Linked DNA regions of Homo sapiens: region 2 is linked to region 1. A link is an interaction called in ENCODE POLR2A ChIA-PET data of the cell type or tissue named here. Cell type or tissue: GM12878. All regions are shown on one strand. Each heading gives the region's core, and the rest is flanking DNA. Links, peaks and the distances in the headings are about the cores only. Region 1 overlaps ATP11AUN (ATP11A upstream neighbor lncRNA). Region 2 overlaps ATP11A (ATPase phospholipid transporting 11A).

Region 1 (5,380 bases), core at 327-5,326:
AATTAACCTAAACAAGTTAGTAATGCTTCTGTACACTAACAGCAAAGTATCTGAAAAAGAAATCAAGAAAACAATCCCATTCATAATAGCTACTAAAAAAAAAAGATACCTAGGAATAAATGTAACCAAGGAGGTAAAAGATCTGTACACTGAAAACTATAAAACATTGATGAAAAATATTGAAGTTTACACAAATAAATGGAAAGATATCTTGTGTTCGTGGATTAGAAGAATTAATATTATTAAAATGTCCATACTACCCAAAGTGATATACAGATTCAATGCAATTCCTATGCCAATGACATTTTTCACAGAAAAAAAAATTATAAAGTTCACATTCATAAAATACCCAGAATAGCCAAAGTGAGCCTGCGTTAAATAAAAATAAAGCTGGAGGCATCACACTACCTGACTTTGAAATATAATACTACAAAGCTGATATTGGTATAAAAACAAACACTCAGACCAAAGATGCTAAAACACGCATTAAGGAAAAGATAGCCTTTTCAATCAATGGTGCTGGGAAAATTGGATGTCCACAGGCCGAAGAATGAAACTGGACACCTATTTTTCACTATATACAAAAATCAACTCAAAATGGATTAAAGACTTAAATGTAAGACAGAAAACTATGAAATGATTAGAAGAAAACATAGAAGAAATACTTAATGACACTAGACTAGACAAGGATTTTTTTGAATAAGACTCAAAAGCGCTGGGTGCGGTGGCTCACGCCTGTAATCCCAGCACTTTGGGAGGCCGAGGCAGGGAAATCATGTGGTCAGGAGATCGAGACCGTCCTGACTAACACGGTGAAACCCTGTCTCTACTAAAAATACAAAAAATTAGCCGGGCGTGGTGGCATGCACCTATAGTCCCAGCTACTTAGGAGGCTGAGGCAGGAAAATCGCTTGAACCCAGGAGACAGAGGTTGCAGTGAGCTGAGATCGTGCCACTGCACTCCAGCCTGGGCAACAGAGTGAGACTCCATCTCAAAAAAAAAAAAAAAGAAAAAGACTCAAAAGCATAGGCAACAAAAGCAAAAATAGACAATTTTGATTACACCAAACTAGAAAGTGTCTGTACAACAAAGGAAACAAGCAACAGAGTGAAGACAACATATAGAATGGGAGAAGATATTTGCAAACAATCTATCTGACAAGTGATGAATATCCAGAATACATAAGGAGCTCAAATAACTCGACAGCAAAAAAAAAAAAAAAAAAATCAGATGTAAAAATGGGCAAAAGACCTTAACAGACATTTTTCAAAAGAAAACATATAAATGGCCAACATGCATGTGAAAAAATGCTCAACATTACTAATCATCAGGGAAATGCAAATCAAAATACGAGAAGACATTACCTCATTCCTGTTAGAATGGCTGTTATTGGAAAGACAAGAGATAATAAGTGTTGACGAGGATGTGGAGAAAAAGGAACTCTTGTGCACTGCTGGTGGGAATGTATAGCTATTATGGAAAACAGTATAGAGGTTCCTCAAAAAATTAAAAATAGAATTACCATATAATCCAGCAATCCCATTTCTGGGTATATAGCTGAAGGAAATGAAATCAGTATGTCTAAGAGATGACTACTCTCCAATGTTTATCGCAGCACTATTCACAAAAGCCAAGATATGGAATCAACCTAAGTATCCCACAACAGATGCATGGATAAAGAAAATGTGGTATATAAACACAATGGAGTACTATACAGCCATAAAAAAGAACAAAATCCTGTTATTTACAATAACATAGATGAACCTGGAGGACATTATGTTAAGTAAGCCAGACACAGAAAGCCAAATACCCCGTGTCTCACTCATCTGTGAAATCTAAAAATCCTGATCTCATAGAAGTAGAGAGTAGGATAGCAGTTACCAGGGGCTGGGGAGGGTGTTAGTAAGGGGAAAACAGGGAGAGATTGGTCAATCGGTACAAAGTTACAATTAGATCGAAAGTATAAATTCTGGTGTCCTATTGCATGGTAGGGTGAATATAATCAATCATAAGGTATTATATATCTCAAACTAGCTAGAAGACAGGATTTTGTATGTTCCCATCATAAAAAATGATAAGAATTTGAGGTCATAAATATGCTGATTACTCTGATTTGATCATTACACAATGTATACATGTATCAAAATATCATATTGTGTCTGCTCTGTTGATGGAGTAGCCACTCTTTAATTTCTTTATTAATAAACTTGCTTTCAATTAAAAAAATCATATTGCACCCCATAAATAAGTACAATTATTCTATCAATTAAAAATAAAAATAATGATTAGAAATCCAAAATAAATAAAAATCAAAACTACTACAGGTGACCTTGAACAACACGGGTTTGAACTGCATGTGTCCACTTACACACAGATTTTTTTCAACAAATGTATTGGAAAACTTTGGAGATTTGCAACAATTTGAAAAAACTTGCAGATAAAATGTGTAGCCTAGAAATATTTTAAAAATTAAGAAAAGGTTAGATATCTCATGAAGACATAAAATATATGTAGATACCAGTCCATTTTATTATTTACCAAAATAAAATATACACAAATGATTATAAAAAGTTAAAATTTATGAAAACGTATGCACACAAACACAGACTGTACATGGTGCCACTCACAGTTGAGAGAAATGTAAACCAATATGAAGATGCAGTGTGAGGCCAGGTGCGGTGGCTCACGCCTGTAATCCTAACACTTTGGAAGGCCGAGGGGAGTGGATCACCTGAGGCCAGGAGTTTGAGACCAGCCTGGCCAACATGGAGAAACCCCGTCTTTACTAAAAATGCAAAAATTAGCCAGGTGTGGTAGTGCACGCTTGTAATCCCAGCTACTTGGGAGGCTGAGGCAGGAGAATTGCTTGAACCCAGGAGGCAGAGGCTGCAGTGAGCCGAGATTGTGCCATTGCCCTCCAGCCTGGGCGACAGAGCAAGACTCATCTCAAAACAAAACAAAACAAAACAAAACAAAACAAAACAATAACAAAAAAAGATGCAGCGTGATGTCATAACTGCATAAAAATAACTGTAGTGAGTGTCGGGCGCGGTGGCTCACGCCTGTAATCCTAGCACTTTGGGAGGTAGAGGCGGGTGGATCACGAGGTCAGGAGATCGAGACCATCCTGGCTAACACAGTGAAACTCTGTGTCTATTAAAAATACAAAAAAATTAGCCGGGCGTGGTGGAAGGTGCCTGTCGTCCCAGCTACTCCGGAGGCCGAGGCAGGAGAATGGCATGAACCTGGGAGGTGGAGCTTGCAGTGAGCCAAGATCGTGCCACTGCATTCCAGCCTGGGTGACAGAGCGAGACTCCATGTCAAAAAAAGATAATAATAATAGAATAAAAATTAACTGTAGTGAGTACTGTACTACTGCAAAGACTTTACAGCCACCTCCTGTAGCTGTCATGGTGAGCGTGAGCATCCTGAGGAATCCCTTAAAACTCCGTGTGACGCTAATCATCTCCATGTGAACAGGTGTCTCTTCAGTACATCGCGTTCGGTAGGAAACAGTGACCTCTTGCAGTTCTCACGTATTTCTCGTGTTTGAATAGTACCACAGGACCCACACGAAGTGCCACTGGTGATGCTGGAACCCCCCCCCCCCCACAAGAAGCAGAAAAACGTCACCACATAACAGAAAAAGTGGAAATGCTTGGTATGTACCGTAGATCGAGGTCTGCAGCTGTGGTTGCCGCTATTTCAGACGGACGATTCATCTTATAAAGAAAGTAAACTTACGGCATCCATAAGTGCAGTACAGTCCCATAAATGCATTTTCTCTTTCTTCTGAGTTTCTTAATAACATTTTCTTTTCTCTAGCTTACTTTATTATAACAATGCAGTGTACAGTACATATAACATATAAAATATGTGTTAATTGACTTTCGGTCAGCAGGAAGCTATCAGTGGTTAAGTTTTTGGAGAGTCAAAAGTTACCTGGGAATTTCCGACCCCTGGGGAGGATCATCCCTGCCCCTGGAGAGCTTCGGGGATCCCTGTGATCTTTGGTTTATCTTGGCTTCTCTTTTCTGTTTCAGTCTGGACACTACAGAGATTTTCAAAAACTGTCTGTGAGGGTAGATAACATGTATGAATTTATTTCAAGTTAGGGAAGCTGGTATTAACAACATGTGTTTGTCTGAAAGAGATGGCATGACTGTTCTGGAATCCTGTTTTCCTCTGCTGGCCACCACGTGCTGCCTAAGAGGCCTGGGAAGGGTCTGGGAGACAGGGAGGGGCAGGAGGTGGGGCAGGGAGTGAAGAGAGAGAGACAGGTTAGAAACACCATGCTTCCCCTCAGGCCTGTCACATATGGACATAGTCAGGTTTAGACAAAATATCACATATTCTGCTGCTGACAGGGAAAAACAACAATAAATAAACAAAGTAGCACATAAATACAACTCATAGCATGTTCTCTCTTATTTCCAAGTACACAATGTATCGTCTCAAACTGGTGCACTGTCTCACAGGGGTTCCCAATATCTCCTCCATATTCCCGTTATGTACTAGAGGGTTACACATGTGTATGCACACATATAATACAAACCTAGGTTTCTATGTGCCTTCTTTTCTTCCTACCTTCCTCTCTGTCTGTCTCTCTCTCATTCTTGCCAATATGGCTGTGAGTCTCTAATTTTCACTTTATTTCCTGCAACTGACTCCAAGCCATTTCCTCAAGCTACATGAAGAAACACCATTCAATGAAGGGAGAAGAAAGCCTGGAAACGTATCCTTTTTAAGTTTATTCTTTCAAACTCAGAGTTTTGAGGGAAAAAGCTAAGCTAAAAACACTGGCATTTGCAAATGAAACTTCTTCAGCTGCCTGCCAGAGCTGTAAATTATTTAACAAGAGAAATTAAATCTTCACCCAGAAGCCCGGGGCTCTAATCACACAGCCAAGTTCGCTCAGCGTGTGAGCCCTGTGGGTGCACATTCCAAGACGCTGACAGCTGCAGACAACGCAGATGACGTGGGTTTGAGGCCTAGCCCCTAGGCAGGTGGGATGAATCTTAGCTGACTGCGGTGACCGGAAATTAGCAGTGCCGCCATTGGCAGGTGGCAGTGTTCCTCCAGCTGGTGAGATAGTCCAGGCCACTGCCCTGCGACTCGGGGGCTCCAGCAAAAGCCTGGGCTCTGGGCTCACTCCCACCTCCCTGGGACATTCCTGGTTTTAACACCGCAAGTCCCATCCTTCTGGGAACCCCTCAGTTTGGGACTAAGGGGAAGGCGGGTCCTTTGTGACCCTGGTGTCAGGTGTCTCTATGCACATGGCAGACAGACTCCTTAGGAGGGGGAGTCCCGTCCCTACCTCCTCCCCATGGGCTCTACCAGGAAGGAGGCCCCACCAGGATAGAGGTCCCATCAGAAAGG
Region 2 (5,380 bases), core at 105-5,104, 140 kb before region 1:
CTGGTACTAGAAGGAAAGGGGCAGGAAAGGCTGTCACCAACTTAAACCCAAAGTAGCGTCGTGTGTAGTTTAGCTTGTGTGGATCTCACAGAACCAAGACATTTTGCCCTTCCTTAAGAAAATAAATAAATTAATCATAGGTGAGGGGCACCATGTCCTTGCTCTTTCATTAGCCGTGTGGCAGTTACCTGAGAATAAAATGTCACTTATTTAGATTTATATGTGATGAGATGGAAAACAATGACCGGCCTTACCTGCACCAGAAATATGATAAGGAAATAAAAGTTGGCTACTCTTCTGAATTGTTCAAATAAATTCTTGGGTATAAAGTTCCAAAATGTGTACTGCATAAAAGAAAAACAAACATCCATCATTGAGATCAGATTTTACTCTTGTAGTGTTACTCTAGGGCATAGTAAGTAGCACTGGATTTTACAGTACAAAATGTTTAGCTTTAGATATAAAACTCATAATTCATAATTTAGAGTGTTTGTTGACAGCTAAGACAGCTTAAACAAAGTGTGTACTCTGAAACACGTATGTAAATTACCTAACTCCAGAGAATTCAAGATAAAACGCAAGGTAGCTCAACAATAGTTTGATTATTAAGATGTCTTTTATAAAACGTAAACCTGTGATCATTAACTCAACACATTAGCATTTTACTTCAGTAATTTCTGCATGATCTCTCCTCTGAGTGAGAGCATGACAGCGAGCTGAATGGAAGCCTTCACCCAGCTCCAGGCAGCTTCTGAGGCAGGCGTGTTTCTTGTCCACAGCTCAGGCACAGGGGCTTTGAGGCCTCAGGGGGAAGGACAGGAAAAGGAGGGGAAGGAGGGCAGAGAGGGGATGGGGGGGAGGGAGGTGAAGGAGGGAAGGAGGAAAAGGAGGGGAAGGAGGGCAGAGAGGGGATGGGGGGAGGGAGGTGAAGGAGGGAAGGAGGGGAACGAGGGCAGAGAGGGGATGGGGGGAGGGAGGTGAAGGAGGGAAGGAGGAAAAGGAGGGGAAGGAGGGCAGAGAGGGGATGGGGGGAGGGAGGTGAAGGAGGGAAGGAGGGCAGAGAGGGGATGGGGGGAGGGAGGTGAAGGAGGGAAGGAGGGGAAGGAGGGCAGAGAGGGGATGGCAGGGAGGGAGGTGAAGGAGGGAAGGAGGGCAGAGAGGGGATGGGGGGAGGGAGGTGAAGGAGGAAAAGGAGGGGAAGGAGGGCAGAGAGGGGATGGGGGGAGGGAGGTGAAGGAGGGAAGGAGGAAAAGGAGGGAAGGAGGGCAGAGAGGGGATGGCAGGGAGGGAGGTGAAGGAGGGAAGGAGGGGAATGAGGGGAATGAGGGAAGGAAGGGAAGAAAGGAGGAAAAGGAGGGGAAGGAGGGCAGAGAGGGGATGGGGGGAGGGAGGTGAAGGAGGGAAGGAGGGGAATGAGGGAAGGAAGGGAAGCAAGGAGGAAAAGGAGGGGAAGGAGAGGAAGGAGGAGGAGGGGAAGGAGAGGAAGGAGGGGAGGGAGGGGAAGTAAGGCAGGGAGGGGAGGGAGAGGAAGGAGGGAAGGAGGGGAATGAGAGAAGGAGGGGAAGGAGGTCAGGGAGGGAAGGAGGGGAATGAGAGAAGGAGGGGAGGGAGGGGAAGGAGGGAGAATGCCCAGCCACCACAGCATCTCCTCTCCACACTTCTCATTTTGCTTCTGTAGCAGTTTCATTCAACTTCTGTGTTGAAAACAACAACGTCCCAGATGTCACGAACCTTCACTGAGTTTGGAAATAGTTTCTGAAATTTCATCTGACATGTTTTTACGCCGTAATGAAGACAGTCTACCGAAACCTGAAGAAGGTCTCACAGCCTGTGCTGCGGCCTCTGCCATCTGTGTGTCTCTTCAACGGGGCTTATTTCAAAATCCCATTCGAAGGTGGGTTCTGGCTCCTGGAAGCCAGAAGTAGTTGTCAAATTCTCATACCAAGAATTTCTTTAATTCCAGGCTCATGAATATAAGTTATTTACAATTCAATGTAACAACTAAAGCCTGGTATGGTCCTAAACTAACCAACATGTTCTGAATTTGGTGTTTACAAATATTTCAGAGGAAATCCATGTGCGTCTTTTAAAACTTCTCTGCCTCAAGTTTCCAGTGGCTTAGAGAGTATATAAGGAATTTCCATTTTCTATTCTAATTCACATTTACAAAGTGATTTTACCTTTCACAATAAAGTTCCTTAATGAGGGTAAAAACAGAGTAGTGGCTCCCCCCAGTTCATGACAACTACGGCCATATTTTCAGTTCCCATCTCAGGTTGACTGTAATAAAAAAGGCAAGGGGAGCTCCAGAAGAGAGTCTCTGGAGTTTTAAAAAAGAAACTAACTTTCCATGTCCTCCCTAGGTCATCCCGCCCTACCCATCCAAACACCCTTATTTTCCATGTGTTGTTTGATACCAGGTTTTTATCAGATGTGTGTTTTGCAAATCTATTCTCCCAGTCAGTGGCTCATATTTTAATTCTCTTAACTGTATTTTGCAAAGCTCAAGTTTTTAATCTTCACGAAGTCCAACTTATCAATTTTCCTTTCATGAACAGTGTTTTTGGTGTTATCCAAAAACTTGTTGCCAAACCCAAGGTCACCTAGACTTTCTCCTACATTTCTACAAGTTTCATTATTATACATTTTACATTTAGGTCTATGACTCACTTTGAGCTAATTTTCTTGAACGGTGTGTGATCACTGTCTAGAGTCACTGTTGCTGGGTTTTTTTTTTTTTTTTTTTTTGCATGTCCAGTTTTTCTAGCACTATTTGTTGAAAAGAAATAGTGCTTTTCTGTCTGCCCTGAATTGCCTTTGCTCCTTTGTCAAAGATGGGTTGACTATCTGGGTGAATGGGTTGACTATCTGGGTGGATTTACTGGGTGGATCTACTCCCAGGCTCTCTATGATGTTTCATTGATCTATTTGTCTATTCTTTTCTTTTTTTTTTGTGAGACGGAGTCTCGCTCTGTTGCCCAGGCTGGAGTGCAGTGGCGCGATCTCGGCTCACCGCAAGCTCTGCCTCCTGGGTTCGCGCCATTCTCCTGCCTCAGCCTCCTGAGTAATTGGGACTACAGGCGCCCACCACCACGCCCGGCTAATTTTTTTTGTATTTTTAGTAGAGATGGGGTTTCATCGTGTTGGCCAGGTTGGTCTCAATCTCCTGACCTCGTGATCCGCCCGCCTCGGCCTCCCAAAGTGCTGGGATGACAGGTGTGAGCCGCCACGCCCAGCCGCTATTTCTCTATTCTTTCAGCAACACCACACTGTCTTGATTACCGTAGTTTTACAGTAAGTCCTAAAGTGGGCTAGTGTCAGTTCTCCAACTTGGTTCAATACTGCGAGGCTATTCTGGGTCTTTTGCCTTTCCATATAAATGCAGAATCAGTTTGGTGATATCTAGAAATTAACTTGCTGGGAATTTGATTAGGACAGGTCAAAGTGGGAAGAACTGACATCTTAAAAACATGGAGTTTTCCCATCCATGAACATGGAACATCTCTCCATTAATTTAAGTCTTTGATTTCGTTACAGTTTTGTCGTTTTCCTTACCTAGACCTTGTACATATCTTGTTAGATTTATACCTGTGTAATTTGGTGGGTGGGGGGGTTAAATGTAAATAGTGTTGTTTTCAATTTCAAATTCCAACTGTTCATTGCTGGCATATAGGATAGCGATTAATTTTTGCATCCTGCAACCATGCTATAATCGCCTCTAACATCCAGAAGTTTTTTTGTTATTGTTGGTTCTTTGGGATTTTCTGCATGGACAATCATATCACTTGTGAACAAAGATAGTCTTATTCCTTCCTTCCCAATCTGTAGGACTTTTATTCCCATTTCTACTCTTACTGTATTAGCTAGGATTTCCAGTACAATGCTGCATAAGAACAGTGATAAGGGATTTCTTGCCTTTTTTCCAATCTTAGGGTGAAATCATCTCGTTTTTCACCATTAAGTATGACGTCAGCTGTAGGCCTTTTATTCCCATTTCTACTCTTACTGTATTAGCTAGGATTTCCAGTACAATGCTGAATAAGAACAGTGATAAGGGATTTCTTGCCTTTTTTCCAATCTTAGGGTGAAATCATCTCGTTTTTCACCATTAAGTATGACGTCAGCTGTAGGCCTTTTATTCCCATTTCTACTCTTACTGTATTAGCTAGGATTTCCAGTACAATGCTGAATAAGAACAGTGATAAGGGATTTCTTGCCTTTTTTCCAATCTTAGGGTGAAACCATCTCGTTTTTCACCATTAAGTATGACGTCAGCTGTAGGGCTTTTCGGAGATGCTCTTTATGAAGCTCAGGAAATTCCCCTCTGTTTTTAGTTTGCTGCAGTACATGAGTGGGTAGTGAATTTTGTCAAATTCTTTTTCTGCACCTATTGATATAATCATGTAAGTTTTCTTTTTTAGCCTGTAAATATGGGTTATATTAGTCGATTTTCAAATGTTGGATCAGCCTTGCATACCTAGGATAAACCCACTTGGTCATGGTGTATAATTCTTTTTATACATTGTTGAATTGGACTTGCTAATATTTTATTGAGAATCGTTGCTTCTATGTTCATGAGAAATACTGGTGTGTGATATCGTCTTTCTGGTAATATCTTTTTCTGGTTTTGGTTTTAGGGTAATGCTGGCCTCATAGAACGAATTAGAAAATGTTCCTTCCGCTTCTATTACCTGGAAGAGATTGTAGAGAATTGATTTTTTTTTTTTTCCTTAAATGTTTGGTAGAATTCACCAGTGAAAACATCTGAGTCTTGTGCTTTCCGTTTTGGAAGAGTATTAATTACGGATTCCATTTCTTTTAATTGATGTAGGCCCACCCAGATTATATTTCTCCTTGTTTGAGTTTTGGTAGATAGCGTTTTTCAAGAAACTGGCCAATGTTATCTAAGTTACCAAGTTTATGGGTGTAGGGCTGTTCATGATATTCCTTTTAATCTTTTTATTAGCCATGTTACCAGTAGTGATGCCCCTCCTTTATTTCTGATGTTTGGAATTTGTGTCTCTTTTCTTTTCCTCTTGTTTAGCCTGGCTAAAGTTTTATTGATTTTATTGATTTTTTTTTTTCAAAGAACCAGCTTTTGATGTTTAAAATTTTCTCTGATTTCCTGTTTTCAATTTCATTAATTTCTGTTCTAATGTTGATTATTAATTTTTTGTTAAGTTTCCTAATGTTGAAGCTTGTAGATTTTGGATCTTTCTTCTTTTCTAATCTATGTAGTCAATACTATAAATTTCCCTCTAAGCACTGCTTTTCCTGCATCCCACAAGATTTGATAAGTTATATTTTTTGTTTAGCTTAAAATATTTTTATGCCTCTTGAGACTTCTTTGGTTCATGTGTTATTTAGTAGTGTTTTGTTT

Evidence for each region. ChIA-PET counts read pairs that join two places held together with the same protein. Peaks named below come from ENCODE experiments on the same cell type or tissue, not always from the same donor. Only the 100,000 strongest peaks of a DNase experiment are listed, where the experiment ranks them.
Region 2: POLR2A ChIA-PET joins it to region 1 with 5 read pairs; 2 of 35 experiments call an interaction of 5 or more read pairs at or near these places.

Annotation. Positions count from the first base shown.
Region 1 is chr13:112,657,841-112,663,220 of GRCh38, reverse strand. The region is part of intron 1 of ATP11AUN (ATP11A upstream neighbor lncRNA); the gene reads right to left. Among named protein-coding and RNA genes, the nearest start is that of ATP11AUN, 13 kb to the right of the region's middle. In GM12878, for the core only: no CTCF peak of the experiment used is centred there; no DNase peak of the experiment used is centred there.
Region 2 is chr13:112,799,921-112,805,300 of GRCh38, reverse strand. ATP11A (ATPase phospholipid transporting 11A) reads right to left here. Exons shown (of 30, transcript NM_015205.3): 3 at 255-344. Among named protein-coding and RNA genes, the nearest start is that of ATP11A-AS1, 48 kb to the right of the region's middle. RefSeq lists enhancers at 1,657-1,896, 2,723-2,972. In GM12878, for the core only: no CTCF peak of the experiment used is centred there; DNase peaks (open chromatin) are centred at 1,720, 2,350, 2,790 and 4,376; H3K4me3 peaks cover 2,222 bases; H3K27ac peaks cover 3,873 bases.